Regions from separate parts of the Mus musculus genome. Here all the other regions are linked to region 3. A link is a loop called in an ENCODE intact Hi-C map of the cell type or tissue named here. Cell type or tissue: heart. All regions are shown on one strand.

What was found. Hi-C counts contacts between places; a loop is a spot of excess contacts. Peaks named below come from ENCODE experiments on the same cell type or tissue, not always from the same donor. Only the 100,000 strongest peaks of a DNase experiment are listed, where the experiment ranks them.
Region 1: it touches region 3 in a loop (1.9-fold over the local background); 3 of 42 quality-filtered maps call a loop at or near these places.
Region 2: a loop joins it to region 3, with 2.5 times the contacts of the local background. A loop is called at or near these places in 3 of 42 quality-filtered maps.
Region 4: it touches region 3 in a loop (5-fold over the local background); 5 of 42 quality-filtered maps call a loop at or near these places.
Region 5: it touches region 3 in a loop (6-fold over the local background); 9 of 42 quality-filtered maps call a loop at or near these places.
Region 6: a loop joins it to region 3, with 3 times the contacts of the local background. A loop is called at or near these places in 5 of 42 quality-filtered maps.
Region 7: it touches region 3 in a loop (1.9-fold over the local background); 2 of 42 quality-filtered maps call a loop at or near these places.

Annotation. Positions count from the first base shown.
Region 1 is chr13:28,627,289-28,631,288 of GRCm38, forward strand. All of the region lies in intron 5 of 2610307P16Rik (RIKEN cDNA 2610307P16 gene), which reads right to left. Among named protein-coding and RNA genes, the nearest start is that of Mir6368, 82 kb to the right of the region's middle. In heart, no CTCF peak of the experiment used is centred here; a DNase peak (open chromatin) is centred at 2,403; H3K27ac peaks cover 2,162 bases.
Region 2 is chr13:28,418,643-28,422,642 of GRCm38, forward strand. It overlaps Gm40841 (a long non-coding RNA gene), which reads right to left and starts at 2,857. Exons shown (of 3, transcript XR_003950511.1): 1 at 443-2,857. In heart, a CTCF peak has its summit at 1,623; a DNase peak (open chromatin) is centred at 1,389; H3K27ac peaks cover 3,282 bases.
Region 3 is chr13:28,884,303-28,888,302 of GRCm38, forward strand. It overlaps 2610307P16Rik (RIKEN cDNA 2610307P16 gene), which reads right to left and starts at 1,120. Exons shown (of 8, transcript NR_045054.1): 1 at 842-1,120. In heart, a CTCF peak has its summit at 2,487; a DNase peak (open chromatin) is centred at 2,509; H3K4me3 peaks cover 2,476 bases; H3K27ac peaks cover 1,467 bases; H3K27me3 peaks cover 2,667 bases.
Region 4 is chr13:28,716,464-28,720,463 of GRCm38, forward strand. All of the region lies in intron 3 of 2610307P16Rik (RIKEN cDNA 2610307P16 gene), which reads right to left. Among named protein-coding and RNA genes, the nearest start is that of Mir6368, 7.6 kb to the left of the region's middle. RefSeq lists an enhancer at 1,183-2,978. In heart, a CTCF peak has its summit at 2,086; a DNase peak (open chromatin) is centred at 2,028; H3K4me3 peaks cover 536 bases; H3K27ac peaks cover 1,160 bases.
Region 5 is chr13:28,948,032-28,952,031 of GRCm38, forward strand. It overlaps Sox4 (SRY (sex determining region Y)-box 4), which reads right to left. Exons shown (of 1, transcript NM_009238.3): 1 at 888-4,000. The coding sequence ends at 3,668. All of the region lies in intron 1 of Gm46405 (a long non-coding RNA gene), which reads right to left. It overlaps Gm46406 (a long non-coding RNA gene), which reads left to right. Exons shown (of 2, transcript XR_001780883.1): 2 at 1-75. Among named protein-coding and RNA genes, the nearest start is that of Sox4, 3.7 kb to the right of the region's middle. In heart, CTCF peaks have their summits at 2,437 and 2,636; DNase peaks (open chromatin) are centred at 660, 2,830 and 3,720; H3K4me3 peaks cover 3,599 bases; H3K27ac peaks cover 3,266 bases.
Region 6 is chr13:28,755,704-28,759,703 of GRCm38, forward strand. The region is part of intron 3 of 2610307P16Rik (RIKEN cDNA 2610307P16 gene); the gene reads right to left. Among named protein-coding and RNA genes, the nearest start is that of Mir6368, 47 kb to the left of the region's middle. In heart, no CTCF peak of the experiment used is centred here; a DNase peak (open chromatin) is centred at 2,308; H3K4me3 peaks cover 1,434 bases; H3K27ac peaks cover 3,306 bases.
Region 7 is chr13:28,770,391-28,774,390 of GRCm38, forward strand. 2610307P16Rik (RIKEN cDNA 2610307P16 gene) reads right to left here. Exons shown (of 8, transcript NR_045054.1): 3 at 2,229-2,276. Among named protein-coding and RNA genes, the nearest start is that of Mir6368, 62 kb to the left of the region's middle. In heart, no CTCF peak of the experiment used is centred here; no DNase peak of the experiment used is centred here; H3K4me3 peaks cover 469 bases; H3K27ac peaks cover 905 bases.

The DNA of each region.
Region 1 (4,000 bases), 260 kb before region 3:
TTATGGGGGTCAATTTCTTTCCTTTCTTCTGGATCTTGGGATCACACTCAGGTCTTCTGTCTTAGTGGGAAGTCCTAGACCTGCTAAGCCCAGACTACAATTTTAAAAGAACATATCTAAGACAAAAGGCCTCTGGCAAATAATTTTGATAATACTTTATTACCACGTATCAACTTATATTACCTGATAACGATAATTTAGTAATTAAGAGGTAGACCTTTGATCTTTCTCTTAATACATAAAAATATTAAATGAGTTAATACATAAACAGAGACTTAGATCGTCAAAGCATCTTCAACAGGTTAATCTTCATCCTTCTACAAACCACACACCTCAAGATCCAGCATGCCTAGAGCACTAGCTACTCTTACAGTGCTGGGACAGAGCAACCGAGGAGAGGAAAAACTTCTTTGGGGCTCACGGTTTCACAGTGCAGGTACATCATGGAGAAAAGGCATGGCACACAGCCCAACCTGGGACAGTGCGTGCAGAGGGGTTGCAGTGGCTGTTCTCATCACATAAGACCAAAAGGAGGAACAGAACCAGAGGCAGATGCAGCCTTCAAAGGTTCATCCCAAGTGAATTACTTATGCCAAATAGGCCCTACAGCCTAAGAGTCCCTCAGTCTCAAATATCAATGCCATTAGCTGATCCAATGCTGTTGGATCCAACAGGCATCTAAGGCACAAACATGGTGGGAATACTTGAGATTCAAACCACAAAACCCAGCCACTAGGCATTCTCTGACTGCTGCTGTTTACACAACTGCAATGCCCTTCATCCAATGCATTTAACAAATGTTTATCTGGAAGGGGAAAAAAAAAAGGTTGAACAAAGAGAGGCGGGCTCTGTCTGTTGAAAAAGCACATTATGCAAATAAGCATGCAAATAGGGAAAATGTATCGCTGCTAATGGCAGGAAGGAGAAGCACCTGGTGAGTGAGGCAGGGGACTTGATCTTGAGCCTGAGAAGACAGGCTCTCCTGAGGAAGAAGCAACACAGCATCTGGTTTCTGTCAGGTCGAACCAGGTTTAAAAAAAAAAAAAAAAGTTTTCCAAGCAGGTGGATTAGGAGCAGCAAAGGTAAGCCAGTCGGATGACAGGACAGGACAGGACAACTGAAGCCAGTAGGAACAAGATGGAAGTGGCTCAGTGAGGACCCGCTCACACACAAGGCTGAGAGCCTGACTTCCCACTCCCAGAACCAGAAGAAAGTGGGCCATGGTCGTGTGGGCTTATAATCCCAGAGCTCCTGGCAGACAGAGTTGGGAGAATCCTGGAAGTGGGTGGGCCAGCTAGTGTGGTCTATGCAGCTGCAGGAAACCAGAACAGATCCTGCCTCAAACAGGGTGGAAGATGAAAACCAACACCAGAGGTTATCTTCTGGCTTCCGTACCCACTGTGGTGCACGCAAGTGCACACACACACCATAGATTTGACAACTTGAACATGTGCAAAGGTCCTGGGGTACTACAAAGTTAATAAGAGAATCCTAAGGAAGCCCATTTCTCTGTTTACAGAATTCTCCCTCCTCGCATATTTCTCAAATGTGGCATCCTCTGAGGAGCTACTGTTTCCCCCTCCCCAACTCCAATGTAAACTGATAGCCCTCATACCATTAGGACATTTCTTCCCCACGTCTGTTAGCACTTAACTCACTCGAAGACAATTATCTGTTTATACATCTGCCTCCCTCACCAGCAGGAGGGACACAACAAGCATCTTTCTAACTCTTGGTACGCGGTGCTAAGCAGGTTTACAACACTTGTGTATGAGTGAATGGATCTGGACAATCCGACCGTGCTCCCCACTCCACCCCCGCCCCCTGCACACCATGGCTAATCATTCTGCCTCACAAATGTACTTCTCTACTTTGAGAGTTGACTACCTTTTTTTTTGGGGGGGGGAGGGGGGGGATAAAGACTCAACTGTGCAGTAATAACTCAGTTAGAAAGCCCTTTCTCTGGCTGCCCTTAATGAATCATAAGGTGTTATTTACCACAGCCTCGGAACCATCTGCACAGACATTGTTAACACAATGTAATTCGTTTTATAAATATCACACAATTATCTAATTTTTTAAAGGCTCTGGCTGCTTTGAAAGGTGTTATTTTGGAAACAAGTCCTGGCCCATCCCAGGGAAATTCCCAAACCAGGATTGTAATTGCTAAGTATATCCACAGAAGCCCTGAGAGGCCGGACAGGAAGTATAAATCCCTGAGCTGTTGTGGACATTTCTGAGTGCTGCCAACACAACAGGAGAGGGATCACACGCACCCCTGTCCCACGTGTGGTCACCTGCCCTGTGTGCACTCGGATAATGATTCCAGAACACCACAAAGCCCAAAGTCGGTTTCCCTCCCTATTGTCAGCAGTCCCTCCCCTGCAGCTCCAGGACACTTGCCAGCCTGTGTGTGTCCCACAGTTGCAAGGATTAGGAACAGGGACATGCCTGTCCACTGGCCATTTCTGCTGAGACTTCCAAATGGAACAAGCTGTCTGTGGGTTTTCCTTACAGGGTGCCAGCAACCCCAGCCCTGACACTCCTCCCACCTCCCAGAGTAAACCCTCCCTTCTGGGACAGGAAAAACAATACAATCAAGATTAGGGTATTCCTGGAGCAACCCGACTCTCCAGCTCTCTGGCTATTTGATACAGGGCTGTTAGACAAGGCCCTGCCCCTCCTCAGTCTATCTTTACCTGCCATCTTTAGAGGATTACTGGGGAAGGGCTGGCAGTGGTCTGTAGTAATTTAACCCAGGCCTCCTGGAGCTGTTTATGAACAGATGTGAGCTAACATTCCCATACAGCCAGGCAGAGTCCTGGATTCCTGAGCAAAAGCAGTGTCCCTGAACAGTGTGCTGAGCCCCACTTTGTCTATCTACTGCAGTGGGGCAGGATGTGGGCGGCCTGGGAAAAGAGCCCTCATCAGCACAGTTCTGAGGCTGCCCTTTAATGCATGTCTGTCTGTCTGTCTGTCTGTCTGTCTGTCTGTCTCTGTGTCGGGGGGGGGGGGTGTAGGTGGAGGGAGAGGGAGGCGGAGAGAGAATCTGGCACACATGAGAGTTGGTACTTCATTACAGACTTCCTGTCTTTATCTCTAATAACTATAAAATCCCTTGGGAAGAAAGAAAGGGTGCTATGAAGTGCCACAGGAAGGGGTAGACACCACCAAGGAAAGGAAGGCAGGGCCAGGAAACAAGAAAGCCTGAGAAGGGGGGATGGGGGATGGTGAACAACTGCTCTGGGAGGGACAAACCCTGCACTGGCCTGACCTTCAGGGGAAGCTGCCTACCTGCCTGGTGTTTCCACTGGCCAACAATCCAGAGCTTAGGAGAGCACCCTGGACTGGGGGAGGTCAGACCGTGTTGGCTGGGGCCCACCCACCAGTCACCATTTGCTGGACTATAACCCACAGACCATCTTCAGAGGCTTCAAACACCCCACCTAGGGAAAAACACACCACTAGTGTAGAGTCTGTTACTGCTAAAAAAAACAAAAACAAAAACAAAAACAAAAAGCCCTTAGATTCCCTAGATTGGGTACTTTGCAAACAATGAAATTGGTTTCTTACATTTCTGGAGGCAAGTCCTAAATCAAAGAGCCACTGGACAGATGCCTCGTTGGGCTCGTGTTCCACAGATGGAACCTTCAACTTCACCCTGACCAGAGCTCATGTTCCATAGGACCAGGCACCCAGTAAGACAAAACAATGCCTCATTAGCAATGTGGGGTGCTCGACTGTGCACCCACCCAGCAGACATGAACTCCAGCAAAGGGCTGGGAGTCAGACTGCCACACCCTGTTCTGTACAGGGCAGGTATCAGGAACATTGTACACTGACAATTCCCCTTCCTCAGACAAGAGGCAGGAGAGAGAGCTCAGCTGGTCAAGTGCATTGCTATATAAGAACGAGAAGCTGAGTTTGAGCTCCAGCAACCACAGTGGGAAGAAAAGCCAGGCACTATGGGTATTCTAATCGCAGGACTGCAGAAGTAGGG
Region 2 (4,000 bases), 470 kb before region 3:
CTGCCATACTGAATACAGCTGTGTTTACAGGGCTCTGTAGGAGAAGAAAACAAAACCGTACAGTGAGCCTTAGCCCAACGCTGAGCACTTAGAACTTCAAGGAGTTAAAACTGAAGGGGTTTGCTATGCCGTTAAAAAGAAAAGTCTATATGCAGCTGCTCTGGCCGAGCTTTCTGGCTAGCCAGGAAATAGGTCTTGAGCAGGAGCTGAAAACACTGGCTTGTAATCAAACCCAACCCAGCAAAGAGTCTCTCTCTTTCTCTCTCTCTCTCTCTCTCTCTCTCTCTCTCTCATATCTCTCTCTGTGTGTGTATGTGTTACACAGTCTCTTCCATGTCTCTACACGCATGCACATGCACTTAAATCCATGCTGCAAGGCTGCTATTTTTCTCTGGGGACACTGTACAGTCACCCAGCCCATCAGTTTCTTCCTTGACAGTACCAGGGACATCCACACTGCAATTTACAGTTCCTCCATGCACGTGCTGGCAGATCCACTATGCCATCCTTCCTTAGATTAAGACTGCGGAGCTGGCAGCAGACAATCTTACGACAGTCAGCATCTCTTCTTTTCCCCTTCCATTTCTCCAGCTCTGCCCTGCCAAGCAGACACAGCAAGTACCTGCTTCATCCATCTTCAGTTCCACTCTCTGAAAAAATGCCACCACATCCAGACCTGGGTTGTCCCCCTCAGACAATCCCAGCGAGCAGCCGGGGTTAGGTGCGTGAGGCAGGGGCGGTGGCTGCCCTCGCCCTGTATGCATATCATCGGTGGGCACTGATGTATAGTATTCCTAAATTCCCTTTCCAAGTCCTTCGCATGCCTTCGCATCCCACCCCAGTCTTCTGCAACTTCACCCTGTCTTCCAAGACCCCATCGGCTGTGAGAGACCCTGGCCAGAGACTGAAATAGGTCCTTCTTCCGCAGAGTGCAGACAGGAGATTCTGGGATCCTAGTTGTACGATGGGCCATCTCAGGCAGGAATCAGCCGGAACCATGCAGGTGAGCCAGACGAAGCTTGATGTGCCCACAGTGGTGCAGCCCGGGAGCGGTGAAGAAGACAGTCTGGCTTCAGAGTTTCGAGAAAAGAAAAAGAAAAAGAAAAAAATCAAAAAGAAAGAAAGAAAACAGCGCAGCTCGGCGCCTGTGGGGGTGGAAAAAATACAGACACAACCAGAAAAAAAAAAAACAATAGTTAAAATCAAATTTCAAAACAAAAATAGGAAATACAGAGATCAGCATACTTGATGCGACTTTTATTTCTGACGTTTTCTTGGTTTATTGGCCTCCCCACCCCCCTCCAAAAACTCCCCAGTCCCTGAACGCCCGTCTGTCCACGAGTGCCGAGTCTCAAATGCGATTGCTCCACAGTGCCGCAGACCTACATCACATGAGGAAGCACATGACGAGCCGGAGTCGGCTGCTGCTGTGGTCAACTGTTCTGCCGAGGCAGAAGGGGGGTAGGAGGCAGTGCCCCTCTCACGCTGCCAGGAAGAAATTTCCTTAAAAGAACAATGGGAGGGCAGCATCTCAGAAGAAATGCTTGAGCAATATGGACTTTTGCACACTGATGAAGAGGCACTGTGGGTCCTTGAAGACAAGCGGAGGATGCTGTACCGCAGACACAAGCTGGATGGCAGCAATATTATTTCTTGTGTGTACTCGTCAAAGCTGATTCCGTTGAAGTGGATTCCTGAAAAGCACATACCATGTCTTCCGAGCATGATCAGGCTTGGAAAACCAATTCTATTATCTCTCCTTGCAATCTGTATCTGAACCTGCATTGTGAATAATTTATTTTTAGACTAATAAGAGGCTTGCCAAGACGGCACCCTTTCTATGGCAAGCGATGCATGCAGTATTCACCCAAGAGGGAAAACCTTGTCCCTTTGTAGGGAGAAAAGAGGAGACAGGTTTTGTTGTTTTTTAAAAAAAAAAATCATCATAAATCAATTGTGACTTCTTATTTAAAGGTATATACAGCAGTAAGATTCTCCCCCCAAAAGTCATCACTGGAAACAAGGGAAATGTTTGTTTCTTTGAATTAACAGGTCTCTGGTTTGTACATTGGCATCTCACACTGACACCTCACGCTGGCAAATAGGGGTGATGTTTTTCTAACACTGGCCAAAGCCCTTAAGCCACTTAGATATTTTTACTTTGCAACAAAATGACAACCAACAACTGCTTCCCAGAATACCCCTCTGTGGAAGGTGCTGAGTGGCTACTGCTGGTTTAGTACAGACCACACACTGGAGAGTGATGACCTTGGCGTCCACAGGTTCTGTCAAATCCCAAAATAAGCATATAACCTATTTGGGCACTCTCGAAATGTAGAAGTAAACTATTTTAGAAAAAAATACAGATGATCATCCTAGCTGATCAAATTCAGAGAACTTTTCGTGAATAGGTGAAGAGATGACTTCCTATGTCATTTGACTGTGGTTAACAATGCAAGAGCCTGGGTGACACACAGGAGCCTTTCTCTGCATTTGTGTATAAAAGGCTACCTAGACCTGGGTAGTATGTGGAATGCAACGGGCATGTTCTCAAGGTGTAGCAATTGCAGGTCTTCTTTTCCTCCAAAGACAACTTTCTACCAATCTAATCCCTGCAGAGTCATTCCAGGAAGACTCGGCAGCCCTGTTTTCCTCTCCGCCTCTCTCCCTACAATCTTTCTTTACAAGTGGCCCTTGAATTTCAGATTCCTCTCCATTCCATGAGAGTCAGACTTTTTATCTGTGTCTGATTGCAAACCACTGCCACTAAACCGCTGTGTCTGCACCATACAAAACCACTGTCTATATGCTCAGGACAGTTCTTTGCCCATCACCGAGGCTAGCTCCTGATTTCTTCATATTCATGTGTTACCAATCAATGGTACTTTCAGCTTGTGTAACTATTTAAACAAGCTGGTCTACTTTGTATAGATCCTTCATTGAGTAACAACAACAAAGTCTTGCTTTGTTAATTACTACAGAACAATGGCATAGGAGGTTCTCCCTGGCCTCAGGAAACCTATCTACCGGGCCTGCACCTCATTTTCTGTTGGCACTAAGCTTGTATCACCTTCAGTGCAACTATTCCTGAGTTTTATTCCGCATAAAAATAGTAAATGGGTCTAAATTTGCCTGATAGCTGTGGGTCAGAGAAGAAATGCTACGGAAAAGTTCCAAGACAGAAACAGCTTCTACGTAAATACCTGGAAAGGTGCCTCGGGGTCCCAATTTGCAGTGAAATCTAAAATGGCCAGCAAGAGGCTGGGGTGGATGGTTAAGTTTCAACAGTAGCAATGCCGGTCACTGAAAATGAGCACTCGTTATGCCGAGAGTCTATAGGAAGCACTGAAGATCTATTGCATCACTTAGCAATCCTATGAGCAAAGCACTTTTAAGATAAACTATTTGAATGAAAGAGAAAGGGAAGCAGGTGCAAAGGAAGGACAGACGTGGTTTCAGCAAGCTAGTTTAGAGAAGCGCACCTAGACCAAGGAGAGCCCACTCTAAAGCATCTCCCTCCTCCCCCCCCCCTTTAACGCTAAAGAATAGCAGCCCGCCTGTAAGATAGCGAATCTGGGAGCTAAGACCAAGGTGATTGATGGAAAGGGTGGGGGTCAGAGCTACGGAGAGCAGGATATCACCTTTTCTGTGATGTCCCTACACTGCATGTGGGTGACACTGCTCATTGCACTGAGAACTTACAAAAGCACGGTTTGGGAGGTTGACGGTGCTTACATCTACGTGTGTTTTAATTTCTGGAAGCAGTCTTTGTCTGGGAGGCACGGAAATGGCTCCTGGACTCTGCTAGTGCTGGGGAAGGAGATGAGATGCATTCTAGGGCCTGTGTGAGGAAAGAGCTGTGACTACTAAGGACAGTCAAGTTGGCTGCTGGCTAGACAGATGCTTGGTACAGTTGTCCTTTCCTTTAGGTTTTATTTATTCTTTTATATCTTGAGGAGAGATTTTTGTGGAGCCCTGGCTGGCTTAGTACTCCCTATGT
Region 3 (4,000 bases):
CAAAAGGTTAAAACACAAAAGGCGGGGCGGAGGGCTAGGTCAGGGGAGCTCGGCAGGCTCGTGGTTCCCTTCCTATTCAGACTGGCTGAGATAGGCCCGGGGGTCGCCAACACCTAAGAGAGGATGGATCCCGACGAGGACAGCAATAGGTCATTCTGGGTGGGTCATTAAACTGAACCAAACCACGGAGGTGAGGGGAGCGGACTCTTAACTAATGGTCCAGGCCCCATCAGCTTCATCTGCGCAGCTCTTGACAGTCTGGAACCTGTGGCTTCCTCAACTGGACCCCAGCCCCCAAAAACTTCCCGGACTCCTATTAATTTGCTGGAACTCCCTTACCACCCAAACCCTGTCTACATTCTATTGTTGCACGCTTCGTGTCTCCAGAGCGCTCCAGAGACAGTGAAGTTTGAAAACGCGTGAGGAAATGACCCCCACCTCTGCATCTTTCTTTTTTTGTGACCAAAGTCAGAGCTTATGTGTGGGTGAGCCTGATCTAATTCCCATTCTTATCAGAACGTTTTCCTCCAATCTACACACAACCGGGGAAAAGCGAGGCAGTATCCAGTTTGGATGCCCTTCTTCTTAGCCCCTCACCACCCCTAAAGAAGAAGCACAAGAGATGAAGGCGTTTAAAATAAACAAAACAATCTGTGCGAGAGTTTAAAAGAACAAAAGAAAAGGAGAACCGGGAAAAGAGATACAATTAAAAAATAATAATAAAAGACAAGAAACAGAAAGAAACAGTCAAACTTGGCTGCTAGATCTATGACTTTGCCCTCGGAAGGGCTGGGAGCAGGGGGACCTGAGGGAAGCAGGACAAACAGGACAAGTCACTCACCTTCTCCCTCCACTTCGTCGCACTTTGAAGGGACATTGTTTCCATTGTTGCAGCCTGCGAGGCGCTAGGATACTTTTGCGCAGCCTGACAGCGGAGAAAGTCGCGTTGACAAAGTTGCGAGAAAGAGATACTCGGGCGTCCAGGGAGCTGGAGAAGGAGTTCATCAGAGTTTCCCCTTTTGTTCCAAGTCCCAGAGCAGACAAAGAGGCGGAGAGCCGCGGCAGGTTTCTCCCTCTCACCCCTTCCTCCTCTCTCCCTCCCCTCCCTCCCCGCCCCCTCCCTCTCCCCGCATCTCCCGCCCGACTCTAAGCCTTGGTGCGCAGCTCCGGCTGCTCTGTCCCCAAGACCAGCAACTCAGTCCCGACCCTCTCTCCTTCCATCTCCCCGAAAACTTTGCCCAGAAGATGCGGGTCTTGGTCCCTTCTCACACCCTTTGAACACCCAGCTTCCAGTCCGCGCTCTCACGCCCGGGGAAATCTCCAAACTCATTGTTTCCGGGAGATGCACCTCTTTGTTTGCACTTTCCCTGCCAATCAGGGAGAGGAGCGGTTCACTTTGGCAATGAGTTTCTGCCATTTCTCAGCATCCCAAGAGATGTAATATGAAGGAGCCAGTCAACCCTTTAAGGTAAGAGGTACAATCATAGGTAGGGCTCACAGATGCCTCTCCATCCATGACCCTCCATCCTATGTACCCTCTTCCAACCAACAGCCTGGAAGAATTCAAAGAAGTTCTAAGTGATGGAAAAGTCTCTTCTCCCTCCCTCATCAGTGCCCACACAGGACCCTAGGGGAAAACCCTCAAATCTGCATGGCAGAGGCCACTAAGTATCCCACAGGGACCTACACCTTGCCCTTGTAGGTTACCTGTTGCTGCTGGTACTATGCCACTCATGGGGGGTGGGGGGGGGCCTGAACAGAGACCACCGGCTCAAACCTCAGAGAACTTCCTCTTATCTCCAACTATATTAACAAGACTCTCAGGTTAACATGGCTCCTTCCCAAACCTACTGTTCCTTCCTAGTTCCCTTCCTTTCACAGCTACAGGGTCTTCCTCCTTCACTTCTAACTCCCCATCCTCTTCCCTCCCCCACCTTCTGGTCCTGGGCAAGCCAGGTGTCTTCCTTGTCTGGGAGTCTCTCAGTCTTTCTTAGAGCCTTCTGAAAATCATCCATCAGTTCCAGAACTGGGGTCCCCACTTTACACCGCAGCATTCAGCTCTCATCCCAACATGGTTTCCCCCCACCCCAGGAACTCAAAGCTGCACCAATTTCCTTTCTAGATCTCACCAGAATAGAAGAAAAGCAGGAAGGTGGGAGAAGGTAGAGGGACACGCAGCCTTTTATATTCAGTCTTCAGGGCAAAGGGGGTTTAAAAAAAAACACTCAAACATTCCAAAGCAAATATTCAACCTCCTGCTGGTGTCCACGCACCTTATATACTCTTTCTCCAAATCTAGACAGGGAAGACCCAATGAGTTGTTAAATGTGAGGGTAAAGAGATGGGGTGAAAGGGGGCATAGGGAGCTGTATTCCTGGCTAGGATTAAAGATGCGAAGAGGGGGTAGGAAGGGAACCTTGCTGGGTCTGGAATGTCATGGGTGTGGATCATAACAAGCACCCTTCCAGTGCTTGCCAAGTCTCTCCCCTAGGGGAGAACAAAGACTCTGTGAGAGGGCTTCCGTTCTGATCTCCTGGGGTCTGCACTGGGCCCAGTGTTCCTCTGTCAGACTGCCAGAGCGCGCACTCCGCTAGCTGTCTGAAACTTTGTAACCAACTTCCTCCGAATTAGCGCTCAAGGTTTGCTGGCCCAAAGAAACCTAGACAATAACATCCCAGAAACAGAGATGCGCTCTCCAAGGTCGGTCCTCCAACCTTGCTAGGTGCCGGTTCCCACCCGAATGCTGGACTGCCCTCTGCCAAAAGGCAAGCAGAGCACACTCAATCCATTAGTTCCTTTAAAAGCAGTTTCTTAAGTTGAGGACCCTGCTGGGTCTGGAATGTCGGGGGGGGGGGGGGGGGACAGAGTTAGGTAGAAGCAACTACTGGAAAATGTAGCAAAGTAATAAAGGATCCACAGGGAAGGGCAAGGACAATGGCTCAAGAGGCTCCAAGAGGGAGGACCAGGGAGCACTAGCAGGGCGCATACCCGCGCGGGTCCCGCCAAGATTGCACGGGTCCCGCAATCGCGCCTGGGATCCTGGCAACACGTGGCCACCAACTAGGGGTCCGCTGGGACCCTTACCTACTGGTGGCACCTACACAGTGTCCTGAAATTGCCCCTTATCTTGCGGAAGTTCAAAAGCCTCTTTTTAGGATAGGAATCTTGAATGCATCACAACCACAAAGAGGAAATATCCCCACCCACTTCTGTCTGGCACATTCTCCTCTTTGTTTAATTATGAGGATCTCCAGAATTTTGTTTTTAGGAGAAATGTACCCTCCCTCTGCAAATAAGCACTTCCTGCCCGCTCATCTTAAATATCTGCGTTAAAGGTCATGAAAAGCCCGTACAGCCGCTTCTGGAAAATACTCCCAATGTGTAGGTCGGGTCACCCTATGTAGTTTCTAACTCCTAAATAATATCCAGTTCTCCAGTTATCCTTACAGTGCACAATACTGCCAATCCTCCCTGGTGGCACACCCCCATAATCCCAATCTTTTGGATGCTGAGGATGTCAGATAACTGAATTCAAGACTATCTTGGGCTACAAAGTGAGCTCCAAAATAGCCTGGGGCTATTCTGTGATAGTGAGCCCCTGTGATGAAATTAAATAAATATATAAATAAATCGATTGATTAATTAATTAAAAAGAAAGATCAAAAAGATTCCCTGGAAATATCTCTTACTCAGGCAGCTCATGAAGGGTCTCAGGGATGGTCTTTGTCAGCACTGCTGTGTTTTAAAACATAGCTCTTGCTCTCAGTTAGAGTTACGATTGCTGCCATGAAACACGTTGCTGTTGCTGTTGTTGTTGTTGTTGTTGTCGTCGTCGTCATTGTCAAGACAGGGTCTTGTTATATATCCCTGGACTGCCTATGAAATTCACTATGTAGACCAGGTTGACTTTGTAATCACAGAGACGGACCTGCCTCTGCCTCCCAAATGTGGGAATTAAAGGAGTCTACTACCATGCCCAAGCTTGATTTAAGGCTTCTAA
Region 4 (4,000 bases), 170 kb before region 3:
TTGAAGGTTTCTTCAAAGCCAGCTGCTATCCAAAGCTCTTCTGGGCTCTTTTGAGAATTGTGCTCAGAGTTTCCCATCCCACTTCCCAACCCCTACAATACACTGAGCAGTGGTACAGATTTCTATTCTGTCTCAGAGGGGAATCTTGCTTTGCACACTTGTGTCACAACACAGGATACAACACACTGTGCTCAATAAATCAATTTAAAGCCAGGCCCCTCCACCCCACCACCCCACCCCAAATTGCCACATGGCTCCTTTGGTCTGTGCTAGCAAAGCCCTGCCACTTCCTTGGTTCATGACTTCCCTGAATCACCTCCTCAGCCTCAGAATCCTTCTGCCTGTCACCATCTGCATTTCAAATCTACTGCCAACGCTCTATGCCTTCCTAGCTGTGCACAAAGAATCCAAGATGGTAGGGTCAGCAAATGGATGCTTTCCTAAATTATGGTTTTGAGAGTTTTTACACGGTAACTCCCATTAGTTAGCTTTCTTGTTTCTATAACAAAAATGACCAACAAAAGGCGCCTTAAGGACAGAGAGGTTTACCTTGGCTTACAGTTTAGGGAGGCAGATGGTCACACTGCATCTTTGAAGTCATGTAAACAGTAAATAGAAAGCAGGTTTAGATAATCAAGCCTCAAGCCCAGCTTCCAGCGGCCCACTTCCTCCAGTGAGACACCACCTCCTAAGGGTTCTATTGCCTTCCCAAAGATAGCTGGGCACCAGTTGGGGAGCAAGTGTTCAAACCCACGTGCCTTCGGAAGCATTTCACTTTCAAATCCCTCCAACTCCAGTTCAAAGAGATCAGCAAGCCACTGGGCTTTCTACTGTCTTCCTTTCCGACAGTAGATGTTCGGACAGTTCTGACAGTCAAGCCCATCTGTTCTTGCTGTTTAGCATCTCGTGTCCATTTCATGATGAGCGTTTACTTCTAGTGTGAATCTCGCTCCAACTTTCAAGTACCCCCACGAGATGGTCTACTGAAGTCGTGAAGGGATAAATGAATTCTTACAGAGACATCATTCATACATTTATCTTGCATATTGAGCTTCTTCTAAGGGTGCTCATGGGGGTTGGGGGGAGGGGAAGCTGCCCACTGATGACTTGATCTCCACCTCCTTCCTCAAAGCAAGATCCCTGATGCAATTATGTGCCATCCTGATTTGGGACAGAGTGGGCGGCAGCAACTTGCATTTTTAGCTCTTAAGAGGAGCTCAAGGCCATATGTAGCCAAAGTGTAGAGATTATATACTAAATATAGACTAGGGAGAATCTATGTGGTATAATTGTGGATTTCTAAGTTTTGATCTCCAAGCCACAGGAACTTAGGGATCTATTCAGAGCAGTAGACTGCTTAGCAAATGCTTCATGCCCGCACTCCCACCCTAATCATTTCTTTCCTTCAAATAGATTGGGTTCTAGCCCAGACTACTCTCAATTCTTATCCTTTCTCTCCATATTTCTCTATTAATGCTGTCTATCTGGCTATTTGTTCGTTTTCTCCCACAAACGCTTCATCTGAGGGTGTAGGCAGTCTCAGTGTTTGCCAAGTGCGCAAAGATTTAGGTGTGATAATGTGGTGTCTACACACCTGGCGCCTGAGTTAGTTCTCAATAGCCATCAGTAATTGAGAACAAAGAAAACTGCAATGTGGCAGGTTTTCCTTTTTCTTTTTTGAGGGGCAGTTTCAGACATTGAAAAATACAACTTGATGGGGGGAGGGGTTCTAACACCCATTGGGATCCCATTTGGCCTGGGCAGAAGGAAAAAGTGGTGTGTAAACCAGACACATCTGACAGGGAGCACTTAATGAGAAGGCCTAATACGGCATCCGGCCTTTGTTCGTGTCTATAAGCATCTTTTAGGGGAAAAAAGAACCCAAGTACAAGGGGAGGAAGCGGCTGGACGGCTGATTTCTAATTAGCTCCCTCACATCACTGGAGGAAGAGGAAAACGGGTCTGGCTACTGTTTCCTTCAGTTTGCGGCAGCTTTATCTGAGGGTGAGGCGTGAACACAGCCTCCCAAATGTTGTGGAGTGTACTTGGGTTCAAAAGTTCAGCAATATCTGGACAAAGGATAGGCCTCTCCCCGGGAAGGACAGTCTAGGGGCCGCAGATGGGACTGTGGGAATCGAATCCTGCTCCTCCCACACCCACCATCTGCAAAAGCTGGGGACTTTGCAAAGGCCCTGCCCTTCAGGCCCAGAGTCTTTACTCAAACTGCACCTGTCCAGGATTAGGTTTCCTGCCACTGAATGATGGCTTCTTTCATTTAGTCTGCAAACAGCTGTCACATGATCAAGTGGGAGCCAGGCAGAGGGAGCCAGACAGCCCCTCAGAAAAAAAAAAAAAAAAAAAAAAAAAAAGGCTGAGCAGGACATGGACTTGGGTGATTCATCTTCAAAAAACCTATTCCTGAAATGCTTTTGTGTGTTGATATCACTTCGTGTCTCAGCTCACAGATAATTACAGCCTGCCAGAGAGACACAGCTCTAACCTGGAAAAGAGACCGTCCCCATGACTCATTAGAGCGTCTAAGGATGAATGAGACTCATTGTCTCCCCCTTTTCCCTTTGACCCCCAGAGATTGCTAAATCTATGGTTTCTAACCTTGTGAAAATGAGGGGACACTTGAAAAGGAATCCGGCAGCTCCCTGGAACCTGAGCCACTGGAACCTGAGCCAGGGCTGCACTGCTGCGATGAGCTGCACCTGCTGGCAGGACATTTTTGCTAATTCAAGTGCTGTGCCTGCACCTTGGGAAAAACAACCTTGGACAGCCATTTCATCAGGGAGTGAAAGAGACTCCCAAAGACATTTCACTGAAGACAGGGCTTGAAGATGGCATGGCGGGGAGTCATATAACATTTGGGTTCGGATCTGGTGAGATTCAACAGTCCCAGACATACAGGGAGATACATTATTATGATCACTCACGAGCAAAGTAAAATATTACAGAAAAGGAGAAGGCCATTTATTCAAGCAAACTTTATAACAATAGAGAATCGTGACTTTCCTTTTAAAAGACAGTTCTGTATTCAACTGAAGGAGCTATAGCTATACACAAGTCTTCCCAATGGTTAATGGAAATGGTTATAAATATAAATACAGAACCAGTAGGGATGAAGGGTTGGTTGTCTAACTGTCTCAAACCCCCAAACATCCAAACTCAATTCAGTGGTTAGAGAAATGCCAGGGAGTAGCTTCCCTTCTGAGAGCATCACTCCTAGGTACCCAGAATACCATTGGGTTTTTCCTATACACACCTAGGACATGTCACAAGTGTGTTCCTCCCACTCAACACGCGTCTGTAAATAAACATCCCAGATCAGCAAGGTGCAAAGGCAGACTCATTAAGATTTGACTGACAACACACAAAAGGCAGCCGAGTCAGACTAAGAAAATTATGATTTAAGAAATCAATGTTAAAGGGCAAGGAGATGGCCCAGTTAGTAAAGTATTATATGTGCCAACATGAGGATCTGAGTTTGGGTTCCCCAGCACCGATATATAAAGCCAAACCTGGAAGTATGCTACTGCTATAAGTCCATTGTTGGAGAGGGAGAAACAGGACGAGACCTGGTGCTTGGTGCCAGGAAGCACAGCCAAATCATGGGGTTCCAGGTATAGTAAGAGACAGTGAAAAAAATAATGTGAAGACTAATAAAAACACCCATGTCTACATCATACCCGCACACACTTGCACATACTCATATACAAAGATACACACAAATATGCACATATGCATAATACACTATGTGCGCTCGTGCACACATGCGCGCACACACACACACACACACACACGTTTTATAGAAGTACTTTCGATTACCCACCCCTTGTTTCAAGCCTTGCAAGTGCCAACCTTGGCTCTCAGCACACTCGGATGTGGCAAGGCTGACAGGAAGGAATTCCTATCTTCTGCATTAGCACTTAGTGTCTGCAAATGTCAACTGTGGTGCCCAGGTGTTGCAAAGCGTCTGTCTTCCTCTTAAAGCAAC
Region 5 (4,000 bases), 64 kb after region 3:
GGAAGGGAAGATACTTCTATTTGCCCATGGAGACCGTTGATCTCTAAAATAAACACCGACTACTGTCCAGCTGCATGCAGGCTTCACTAATGCTGTGTCTGGTGCCTATAAAAATCTACACTCTCCTACTTGGCCTGTCATTCCAGTGGTGAGCAGGTAGGCTATATTTTACTCACAGTGACGCCCATGTTGGGCGGGGCATAAGATGAACAGCTTAGGGCCATAGTAACTTTGGTAGTTCTGGAAACAGAGTTTCAATCAAGTAGTCCACTCAGGCCTTAAACTCAGGATCCTTGAGCCTGGCCTGCCTCTCAAGTACTTGGATTACACCACACCCTACTGACCTTTGCATTTAAGGGGACTCCTCCACCCCACCCCAACAAAGCAAGCCTAAGTTGATTTTGGTTTTCCCATCTTGTAACTATGGAAGGCTTTTCTCCTAGAAGACCTAATAATTTAACAGGCTCATTTGTTCTTCTTGGTCTGTGCAAAACAAATCTTGGTGTGTAAAGGGGATGGTGGCTTAGAGACACAAAAGCAAAAAATACATTTAAAAAAGTTCAGCCTGCCGGCTGGATTGAGAGCAGAGAAGCCTGCCCCTCCCCCCTCTTTGCAATTTCCAGACAAAGGGTGCCTGCTGATGTACAGTAGACGCAGAGAATTCCTCGAAGGCTGGCGTGCGGAGGGAGGGTTGACACACACGTGGCCAATGCCATCACTCGGGGTCAGGCCTGCGAAATCTGGCCAAGAGGAACTTAGGGTTTGCCATTAAGATGGCTTAACTGAATCAGCACCAGCTTCCATGCCACCGCGAAGCTGCAAAGCAGCAAAGCAGCAGCCTGCAGTGAAAGGAGAGATCCCAGGAATAAGGATGACAAAAGTCAAGATTTAGGGTTCAGTTCCAGCTGATTTTATTTCCTTCTCAAAAAAAGTTATTTACAGAAGGTATATAGGAACAACCTGACAGGCAGTGACGGACAGGATTAGCTGGCATGATTTTTTTTCTTTTTCTCTTCCCCCAAATATTGTTTTTTGTTTTTTTTTTTGTTTTTTTTTTTTTGCTTTTTTTTGTGGCCTTGAATTTTAAGACAAATATTCTACACGGCATATTGCACAGGATGGATGGTTAAAAAAAAAGAAATAAAAAAAGAAAGGAAAAAAAAGAGTTTTAAAACAAAAACCCTTAACGGAACTGCCTCTTAAAAGGCAGGCGTCCTCGTGCCTGTCATGTTATATTAAACATACATACACACAATCTTTTTGCTTATTATAATACAGACTTAAATGTACAAAGATGTTTTCCACTTTTTTCAATCTTTAAACACAACAGCTATAAACCTGAACACATATGCTATCACCATGCCATAGGACTGAAACAATTATATTTAGCGACAAGTAGAAAGGATTAAATAGTCAAATACAAGAATGAAAACGCAGTACATTGTGTCGCGAACTCAAATCGGCATTTAGATAGATCCAGTGGTTTAAACGGCACGTTTTTGCTTTATAAAAAAAAGTGCAAAAAAGATGTGGTTTACAAGTTAAAGCTACAGAATCCCTTTTTGCTGTGAATGCACCAGTTTTAAAAACCTCTGGACAGAACAGCAATTCGTTAAAAAAAAAAAATTTTTTTTTTTAAAGCATTATGGTGCTGGGCTGAACTCTCCTCCCCTTATAAGACCAGGGGGTTGAAAGGTGGAAACCGGTGGCAGGTTAAGGGATACTGTCACTTTAAGAAGCCTGCAGATTGAAGTGTAAACATGGAGAAACCAGGGGCTGATTTTTCAAACTGTGTGAGATATTAACCAGCCACCCTATTATAAAATCAGGAAATCCAAACAGCGATTTACACCGATTAACACCCCCTTTATATATTTTTTACAAAAATACACTGAGAAAATAATCAAACGTTTTCATCTCTCTTGTCATTTTTTGTTTTTTAAAAGTGTCAAAAGTCTACATTTAAATATAAAAAATTAAAAGTTAAAACTCTAGCCCTTCAGTGAAGGAGACGTAAAATGGCGTGGGTAACAACACTAGAAAAAAAAAAAAAACGAAGAAAAAGAAAGAAAATAAAAAAGAAGATAAAGAAACGAGGTTAAAAGACAAGAAAGCAAATGAAAAGGGAAAAAAAGGGGGGACAAAATAAGAAAACTGTTTGGCCAGTATAAATACGTCCACATATAAAATGGCATCTGATTACATTTACAAGGGAAAAAAAAATACAAAGATGGAGAGTCCGTGAGGGGGTAAAAATAAACGGGTCTTCTCAATTACACCTATAAGGAATAAACACACACGGAGAAAAAATTTGGTCCTGAATTGTGGTTTTTCAAAAGTCCAGCACAGATTTGAGTTGCGTTTGAATCCTTTTAAAGAGTTAAAAATGAAAAGGAGCTGGTGATCGGTTCGTTGTAGGAATCAAACATAGCGCCATCTATCCGCTTTTTATATTATCCTACACTATTTTAAAAACTGCTCAACAGTCTTATACAGAAATCTTCAAAAGATAGACAGGATAACATGCTATATTAACCCCACCAGTGAAATAACTCAACACCATCACGATTCCCATTAAGAGAAGAAAAAAATCTCTTTTCCCCCCCAAACCACTCCGCGGCCCCTGGACCACATCCCACAGTCTCCTGTCCTCCCGCCGGCTCTGGGTAGCCTCACCTCTCTGATTTTTTTTTTTTTTTTAATTCTTTATTTTTGCACAGACCCCAGGCGGAGGCCCGGGAACCCCAACGCCCTCTGTGCTCCGGGTCCTTCTGCATCCCCAACCAGGTTGCTGTGGCTTCCACGAGGTCCCCATGTCCATTTCCGAGGCTGGCCTGCTACTCCCAGCACATCTCCAGCTGCAAGGACAAGGGGAAAAAAGGTGGGGGGAGGAGGAGAAAGCCCAGCCCGGGACTTCGCCAGCGTGGAGTTTCTCCATGCCAATGCTCCCCTAAGCTCAACACAAATGCCAAACGCATCACCCCAGAGCCTTCTTTCTGTCTTCATTGCAGAAAAAGAAATTTTAAGAAGGGGAAAAATACAAAGAGAATACAAAGAGGGGGTGGGTAGGAGATGGGGCACGCTGGATTTTCCCCCTCCTTTCTTGACCATGAGGCAAAATCAAACAAGAAATCACCAAGGCGAGGGGGTGGGGGTGAGGGAAAGATTCCTTCGGTCTTTAGAAGCTTTGCTTGGCTTCTTTTCTTGCTGGGGGTGCAACCAAGTCCGGAAGCTCGTTGGAAGGGTGGGGTGGGGGGGAGTCTCTTCAAGCAAAATTGGGGAGGAAACTCGAAGTAGCTTTTTTAGCCACCACCAACATCAATAACAACAACAAAAAAAGGTCGCCCCCGTCTACTCTCCGCCTCCTTCGAGTCCCCAGCCCTGAGAGTGGGGGATGGGAGCGCGGGTCCACTAACGCCCCCGCGCTCCTTCTCCAACGGCGGGACGTGTTCCAGGCCAGCTCTATGCACTTTTTCTTCCTTTTCTTTTCCCCTTTCTCCTTCTACTCTCCATCTATTCTTTTTAACTCATTTTTTTTCTGTTTCTTTCTTTCTTCTTCTTTTTAACATTTTTTTGTTTGTTTTTTTGTTTGTTTGTTTTTTGTTTTCTTTTTTCCCTCTCTCCTCTCCTGCCTCTTGGCCCACCTTCTCCCCGGCCCGCGCTCCCTTCAGTAGGTGAAGACCAGGTTAGAGATGCTGGACTCCAGCCAATCTCCCGAGATCATCTCGCTCACCTCGGGCGTGCAATAGTCCGGGAATTCGAAGTGGGAGCCTGAGCCGGGTTCGAAGTTAAAATCCAGGTCCCGATCGAGCGCCGATGAGGAGCTGAAACTGCCCAGGGACATGCTCTCAAAGTTTGAGCTGGGGTTCAGGTCGAGCAGGTCGTCTTCGAACTCGTCGTCGGACGACGAAGAGCCCGAGGAGGAGGAAGAGGACGAGGAGAGCGAGGAGGACGCGTGCGAGGGCGCGCTGGACGGGGCGGGCGAGGCTGCGCGTAGGCT
Region 6 (4,000 bases), 130 kb before region 3:
TTTTGAGAGTCTTATCTAGCCTGTGCTGTCCTCAAAGTCTGTATAATGTAGCTAAGGCTGCCCTTCGACTTCTGATCTTGGTGCCTCTACTGTGAAAGTGTTGGGATGACAGGAACGTGCCACGATACTGGGCCAAAGTGTATCTTTTAAGGTACCCACAAAATGCAGTGCACACACTGTGAAATTAATCACTGAAGTGACAGCTCTGGTCTGGAGAGAGAGAACTCAGCTGGTTAAGTGCTTTCTATGCAAACATGAAGACCTGAGTTCTATCCCAACTCACAAGAACAAAGCCAGGCATGGTGACAGGCCTCTGGAATTCTAGTGGCCAGGAAAAGGAGACAGGAGGATCCCTAGAGCTGGCTCTCCAGCTAATCTTGCTGAAGCAATGAGCTCCAGTTCACTGTCCCATGTTCAGTGGAACCACTACCTCAAAAATAAAGTGGAGGGGACTGCAGAGTAAAGAGACTGCCCTGGGGCTAAGAGCACGCAATGTGCCTGCAGAGACTGAGTTTTGTTCCCAGCACCTATGTCTGGTAGTTCATAAGTGCCTAACGACCACTCCAGGGAATCTGACATCTCTGGCCTCTGTGAGCACTGCACTTAAGAATACAAACTCATGCTCATGCATACACATCTATACATAATATAAAATAAATAAAAATGAATATTAAATCTAAAAAGTAATAATAATTAAAGAAGACACCAATAATAACCAGTCTCTGGCCTGTATGTACACTCGCATACACATGACCCCATACACATGCATACACACCATATACCACACACACAAAACAATAACAATAATAAGTAACCTCTATTACTAATAAGTAATGTAGACCAGAGTTGGAAGAGCCTGTGTTTAGCATACACAAGGCCCTGGGTTCTCCAAAAACAAAAACAAATAAATGTTATTAATTGGCCTTTTAAGTTCTACCATCCCAGGGCCCCAGACTCTGTGTCATGCTTTCATGCAAGAGCGTGAGAGTTACTTTGCTTCCTACAATACAGCTGAGGATGCTTTCTCGAGTTGTTCAAGCAAATACAAGCCACACATGGGGTATTAACAGAAAGAAAATATTGAAGGGGGATAACAGAACTGGTTAACCATGCCCTAAGGCCTCTACCACTAGTGAATTTTAGAGACATCTTAACTCACTACTCATAAATGTCCCTGAAAAAAAAAATATTCTCTCACGTTAAGTGGAGGAAGAGACACAGGTCAGGTTTAATAGAAGGCCAAGGGAAAGGGTCAACGCAAGAGCAAGAGTTCACAGTAAAGCCAGAGCAGAGGGGGGCCAGGCACAGCCTTTCGGATCTCAGACAAGACAGGGGAAGCCCTTCCCTCTGCAGCCTTCTCCTTTGCATCCGCCCTCACCTTCAGGTCTGAAGTAAACCTGAGCCAGGAGCCTCCTGGTGCAAGCAACCCTCTCAGAACTTAACAGTCTCAGGTTTTAAGCAACTCTTAGAGCCTCAAGGTCAGCTAGGGTACACACACACACACACACACACACACAAAGAGGAAAATAGGTCGGGAAACAAGAAAAAAGGAAACAAGTCACTTGGCAAACCAACCTCCACGGAGAATTAGCTTCTGAAAATCTTCTGAGCAAACAATTCACACCATAAAACAGCTGCTGCTTGCCATCTGCGGGTCCTAATCAACACACGCACATACACACACACACACACACACACACACACACACACACACACACATATATACTTCTGCCCAGTGGTACCCTGGCTCCTAGCTATTTCCTGTCCCCTTCAACCTCCTAAGCAATTCTTGGTCAAAAAAACGAAGTCACAAACTTACAGGCACTGACAGTGTTTTCCTAGGGTAGATTCTGTCCAAGACGTTATGACAGTAACAGAAAAAGAGCAAGCAGGCCTTCAAGTCCTGACGTCTGCTCACCACTTTCAAAAACTGGCTCCTGACCTTATTCTCACTTGGGTCCTTCAGGTCCAGTCGGTGAACTCTGGACCTTTACTGGACCAGATCAAATCATTTCTAGAACCACTGTACCACATTTTATTTAGTCTTTCTGTTCCTCTCCCCCAGCCTCAAACGAATGACTCTGTGCCAAAAAAAAAAAAGCGGGAGGGGGGAGAGAAAGAAAAAGTTGCTGTTTGAGAGAGTATCAGCATGCTTGATTCATGCCAAAGTTTACAGCATAGTTCTATCCTGAGCCACAGCGAGGATGGGCCGTTGTGGGGGAGGGAAATGGAGCCAGGCAGCTGTTTTTTCAATAAACTCTAGCAGAATCCCGCCCACTTCCTGCACTGGCTTCAGGGACCCCAGCAGAGAGGAGGAGGAGGCAGCCAGCGAGATCTTCCTCCTCCAAGACTCAGGCTACTGCCTCCCTGGCTCGGACCCTCCTGATCCACCCCTGAACCTCAGGAGGGCAGCCAGAGGGTTTGTCCCAGCTCCTTTGGATGTTTATTTCTGGTCTCCAACTCCCAGGAGAGTTTCACCTCCTCTCTCCCTAATCTTAGCCCTCCCCACGCTCCACCCTCCCCCGCCCGTGTATCCTAGCTCTGAGGCACACCAGGCATGACTGCAAAAGCAGGGAAGGGAAGGGAGTGCGTTTCTCATCCCACACCTTCCAAGAATATGCTGGCCTTCCCTCTCTGCAGCTGTGGTCATCAGTCCCTCGGCTCCTCAAGCCAGCCTTTCCTCAGGCAAAGCCTCTGAGTTCAGTTTCTTTTCTGGAGTGGGAAGGGAGGGCAGGAACATGAGAAGGCACGGAAAAGCTGCTGCGCCCACCAAGACCAAGCAAGCGGCTCAGTCAGCCCTAAAGCTTTAATTTGTTAACTTAGAAACCCCTGGGGCATTGCAATCAAAGGAGGGCTCCACCCAGCAACACCTCTGATTACTTTTTTCCCTTCTAGTGGGCAAGTAAAGAAGAGGGGAAATTAGGACAACCGTGTGCAAAACAGAACTACTCCATAACACGGACTTGGCTCTCACAAGGTCCAGATTACGGACTCAACACCTCCATGCCTGTCCAAATGGAAAGAGAAAATACTCAGGGTGCAACCTAGATCCAGCTGCCCAGACAGCCTGCCAACCAGAGCATCAGTAAACCCCAAATTGCTGCTCAGGCCCCAGATGGCTTTTTCATTCCTTCTTTCTTTTTAAAGTTCTTTAGGGTTTTCTAGTTCATACTGGTAAACTGACTCTTTCATATCCTGGTTTTAATATGCGCGAATCAATAAGCAACAAACCCTTGGTGTGAAAGGGTCTGGTATAAGCATAGAAGTTTATACACAGTGACTGTGCAAGAAAATCAATCTTTCTTTTAAAAAGTCTCAGATCTTTCATAAATGACTCAACAGTAACCAAAGAATGAAAATGATTATGTCATAGTTCTGTTAATGATTGAAATATAAATTAAAAAAAAAAATCAGGCTCGAGGAGATGGCTCCGTCCATAAAGTCCTTACTGAGCAAGGGCAAATATGATGTCCTCAGTCTGATCTCCAACACCCACATGAAAGACAGGCACAGCTGTGTGCTCCAGAAATCCAAGAGCTGGGGAAAGGAAGGTGGGAGGGCCCCAGGGCTCCCTAGCCAGCTAGCCTGGCTCAACTGGTGAGTTTGGGCTCCCAAGAAAAATCCTGTCTCAAAAAAGAAAAGGTGGGAAGCAACTAACAAAAACATTACTTTGACCTTTGACCCCAGGCACATGAATATAATCACCTACTCCCCGCCTCTCCCTCCCCCTCCCCTCTCTTCCCCCCCTCACCACACACACACACACACACTACATGAGTTGGCACATAACCAACCCTAGGTCACCCTGTATTTCCAAATAGAGAAATAGAGATCTCATATAGCCTAACTCACTGACTTCCATTTAAGTCAAACAAAAAAGGCTGAACTGTTTCAAAAGGCATGAAACACCAAAAGATAGGCAGTCTTTTATGATTTGGCCTAATATATCAATCACAATTGTTGGCATCAAAAATGGTATTTCTCAAAAAATATAGTCTCA
Region 7 (4,000 bases), 110 kb before region 3:
CTTTTTAAACTGGAAAAATAAAATGTGTTTTCCACAAAGTCAGGTTTTTTTTTTTTCCTTTTTTAATCTGTTTCTACTCAAAGCTAGAGGTCTATTTATTTTTAAATGACACACAGGAAACCTCCCAACTGCAACTCAGATTTACATCTGGCTAATCCTGCAAATGTGACTGACCAAATTCATGCTGTTGATTTCTAATGAGTTCTGTGATTTGGGGATAACACGTGTGAGAGATGGCGAATTAACTACGGAGAGGCAGCGTGCAGCAAGCAAGCTAGCAATCTTGGAGGAGAGGAGTCAATTTCTAATCGTGCTTGCCAGAAGCTGGGGCTGGGAGAGGCAGGTGATAAACCCTGCCAAGAACTTGTCTCCGTTCCCTTTTCCCGTAGACCATTTCAACGCCCCATCAGCAAACAGAGCTCAACTTTTCCTCTCCACAATTTCGGAGATCGCAAGGAAAGCTCTGGCCCCCTTGATAGTCTCAGAAAAATGAAAACACTTCGCGCTGCAAAACGCAGTGTCAGTCTCTGAGAGGCCCTTTCCTGGAGCTGAGTCCACTTATAATCAGAAAAGGACAGAGGTGACATTAAAGGACAGAGGCGAAAGGGATTGTCACGAGCATGCTACAGAAATGCACAGCCTAGCGATGTCACCTACAGACAACCAGGAAACCGTAATCAAAATTTCACATACCTAGACACCCCATACCTAGAGATCCCAGAACAGTGGACACCAGCTAGATCACAACAACCACACACAGAGATAGCACGAGAATGGACCTTAGATCAGGCCTCTCGGGGCTGAAGAACTGAAATTCTCAGCGCATTTGCTCATATGACAGGTAAGGGCCTGCAACCATGACTGCACTCGGAGGGCCGTTAAACCCTGCCCCACCACCCCAATAAAATCACAAATCTCCTCTAGTCAAACAAGTGATTCAGATGTCAGTCAGCAGCTGAGAAACCCGGTTCTGAAAATACACCCTCAAAGAAGCATGTCTCTTTATTGAATCCTCACAGATATTTAACTTCATTGTCTTGGGCTGGAGAGAAATCTCAGCCATTAAGAGCACTAGCACTTCCAGAGGACCTGAGGTTCAAGTCCAAACACCACATGACGCTCACAACTGTCTCTAAAGCCTGTTCCAGGAGATCTGGCACCCTCACACAAATATGCATGCAGGCAAATCATCAAGTACATAAAAATAAATACATCTTCTTTAAAAAAATCCATTGTCTTTTCTGTCCCAGAATAATATGGTCACCAGTTCTGTCCCCAGTTCCTAGATACACTTCATAACACAGAAGCAGGCTAAGTTTACACTTCTGCACCAGGAGACTGAAGCTGGCTTAGTATGGATGAAAGACGCCAATGGAAGACTGGAGCAATCCAGGTGATACACAACACACTCTCTTACCAATGTGAAGTGCTTCACAATGTGTTGTCATGTTAAAGACAATGACAAAAGCAAAACAGGGTGAGCAGAGACTCAATAGTTAGCATCTGTACGCCAGTGGTTTGCTTGATTCCACTAGCTTGGAAATCATCTGGAAGGCATGAATCCCTGAGAGCCTAGGCAGGGGATGGGTCTATTTATCTTCATTTTTTTCATTACCATTTGCATCTCTAGCTGCTCACCTGTGCTGTGCCTGCTGCTGACCTTCTGTGCTTTGGATTTAACTCCCTGGCTGCGTTTGGACAACTGAACATTGGCTGCTTCCTACATACGAAGGGCTTAACTATGACTGCGGGCTACTACACTGGGCAGAAGAAATGGTACTTACATTTACAAAAAAAAAAAAAAAAAAAGTTCTCTTCTTTAAGGGACTCATATGGGGAAAAAAACCTCAAAGCACTGTGGTTAGGATTAGCAATGGAAAAGCAGAGTGACCTGCCTCCTCAGAGTAACCTTTAGCTTAAAATTAGGGTTTAATGAATGCTAATTTAAATGATGCATGTTTTAAATTACCAAAAGGTACATACACGACGAATACATAAAAGTAAAGTATTATGACAGAAAAAAATACACATATAAATACATAAAAGTAAGCTACTTTGAGAGAAAAATAATTTTTAAAGACACCCAAAATAAATAGCAGTGAAAAGAAGAGGAAGATATAGAAGACTGGGACTTTAGGATGGACTAAGCAAGGCACAACCTGGAGTAACACACACAATCATGAAGATCTGTCATCTAGAAACCCTCCCATCCAGGAAAAATCTCTTACCTGAGCGTGCTGGGTGGGTGTGAAGGCTTCTGCAGTCCCGTGGGCGTGCTATGAGAGAAAGGGAAACTGAGTTACACAGTGTAAGAGGAACCACGGTCCTTACAGGGCCTAACACTTCCTGGCACTTGACTGTTGTAGGGCCACATCAGAGACTCGCTGCAGAGTACTAACTCTCCAGACCCTTCAGCAAAGCTAGGAACCTTCAGCAAGGATGGGCACAGCTCCCGTCTGGCTGCTCTGCGCTAAGGCATGGCTTGTAGGCTATGTAGCCACTCCAAGCCTAGACTTTCATGATCTGGTGATAAATTCCTCCAGAGTGACTCTCAAAGCTAAGAGGACTCCACTTTACCCCTGAGATGCCATGGGTATGTGTTTCGGGGGATTGGGGGGGGTGGGTGGTGTGACACAGCAGTGGTGTGATGTGTCCTAGTGCATTTTTTAATGTGTGTGAGTGTTTTGCCTACATTATGTATGTGTACCATTTACATCCCTGATAGCCATGGAGACCAGAATAGAAGGAGGAGTTGGAATTGACGTTACAGATAAGTTATGAGCTGCCACACAAGATGCTGAAAATTTACCCAGGATCCTCTGAAAGAGCAGCCAGTGTTCTTTGTCATCCAGTTGACATCTGTCCAACCCTTACCTTAGCGATTTATGTAGCTGACTTCATTTAGCCTTTAAAACAATTATGTAAACCTAATGTCAGTAGGGCTGGGGAGATGGGTCAGCTGGTGGTACTTGCCATCCAAGCATAAGAACCTGCACTCTACTCCTAACACCTAGTTGGAAGGTGGGCACAGTAGCATGCTCTTGTAAAAGGTGCTGGGGAGAGGACATAGGCAGACCCCTAGACTTACTGGCCTGCTAGCTTAGACTACTTGGTGGAGTTCCAGGAGAATCAGAGACCTTGCCTGCAAATCCAAGGTAGAGAGTGCTGAAGAAAGACATCCGATGTTAACCTCTGGCCTACCCAACTTAGCACTGCCAGCAACAGAGGGCTCCAGAGCTACATCGGAGGATGTACAAGAAACTGTTCCTGTCACAGAAGTAGCAATGGCAGTCACAGCTGGTGACCTCAGAGAAGAACTTCCTAACAGCACTTTGGGTACCAGGCCACCACTGTTATCACATCAAAACCTTAGTGAACATTGACTCTAGGACTTAAAGAGAAATGCAAGATTCTATCAAAGGTCAACTTTGTTTTCTGTGCCCAGGCTTATCTTTCTAAAACTCTGGTATTTTATGAGCACATGTTTGATTACAAAATAATTACTCAATAGAGTAGAGAACAAAATTAGCTAATGACACTTTTACCCAGGCTTGCATATACACACTTAGAATCCCAGCGTGGAGAGGAATTAGCAGGGGGATCTAGAGTTGCAAGGTCATCCTTGGGTACTTGAAGAGTTTGAGGATAGCCTGGGCTACATGGGACCCTGTCTCCAAAAAGCAAACAAAAAATTTACATTTTACTTAAAATCTGTATTTGTCTTTCCCTGATATCCCCCCTTTAAACACATGTGGAGTTCATAACAGCAAGTTGTTCTTGACATAGAAGGAAACTTAGAAGTTCTGTTACCCTTCACATTTTTTGGTAGCTATACCACAAAGTCTTTATTTTCTGAAAATCTAATTCCAAGAAAAAAAAGTTCTTGGCAAGTCAGGGCAGATTCAGTTATTTCAGGGTGACTTCTTTTTTGTTTTTCAGGGGAAATAATTGTCTAGGGATTAAAAATGGACAGTATTCCTCCTGGGCCTGGGCGGTGGTG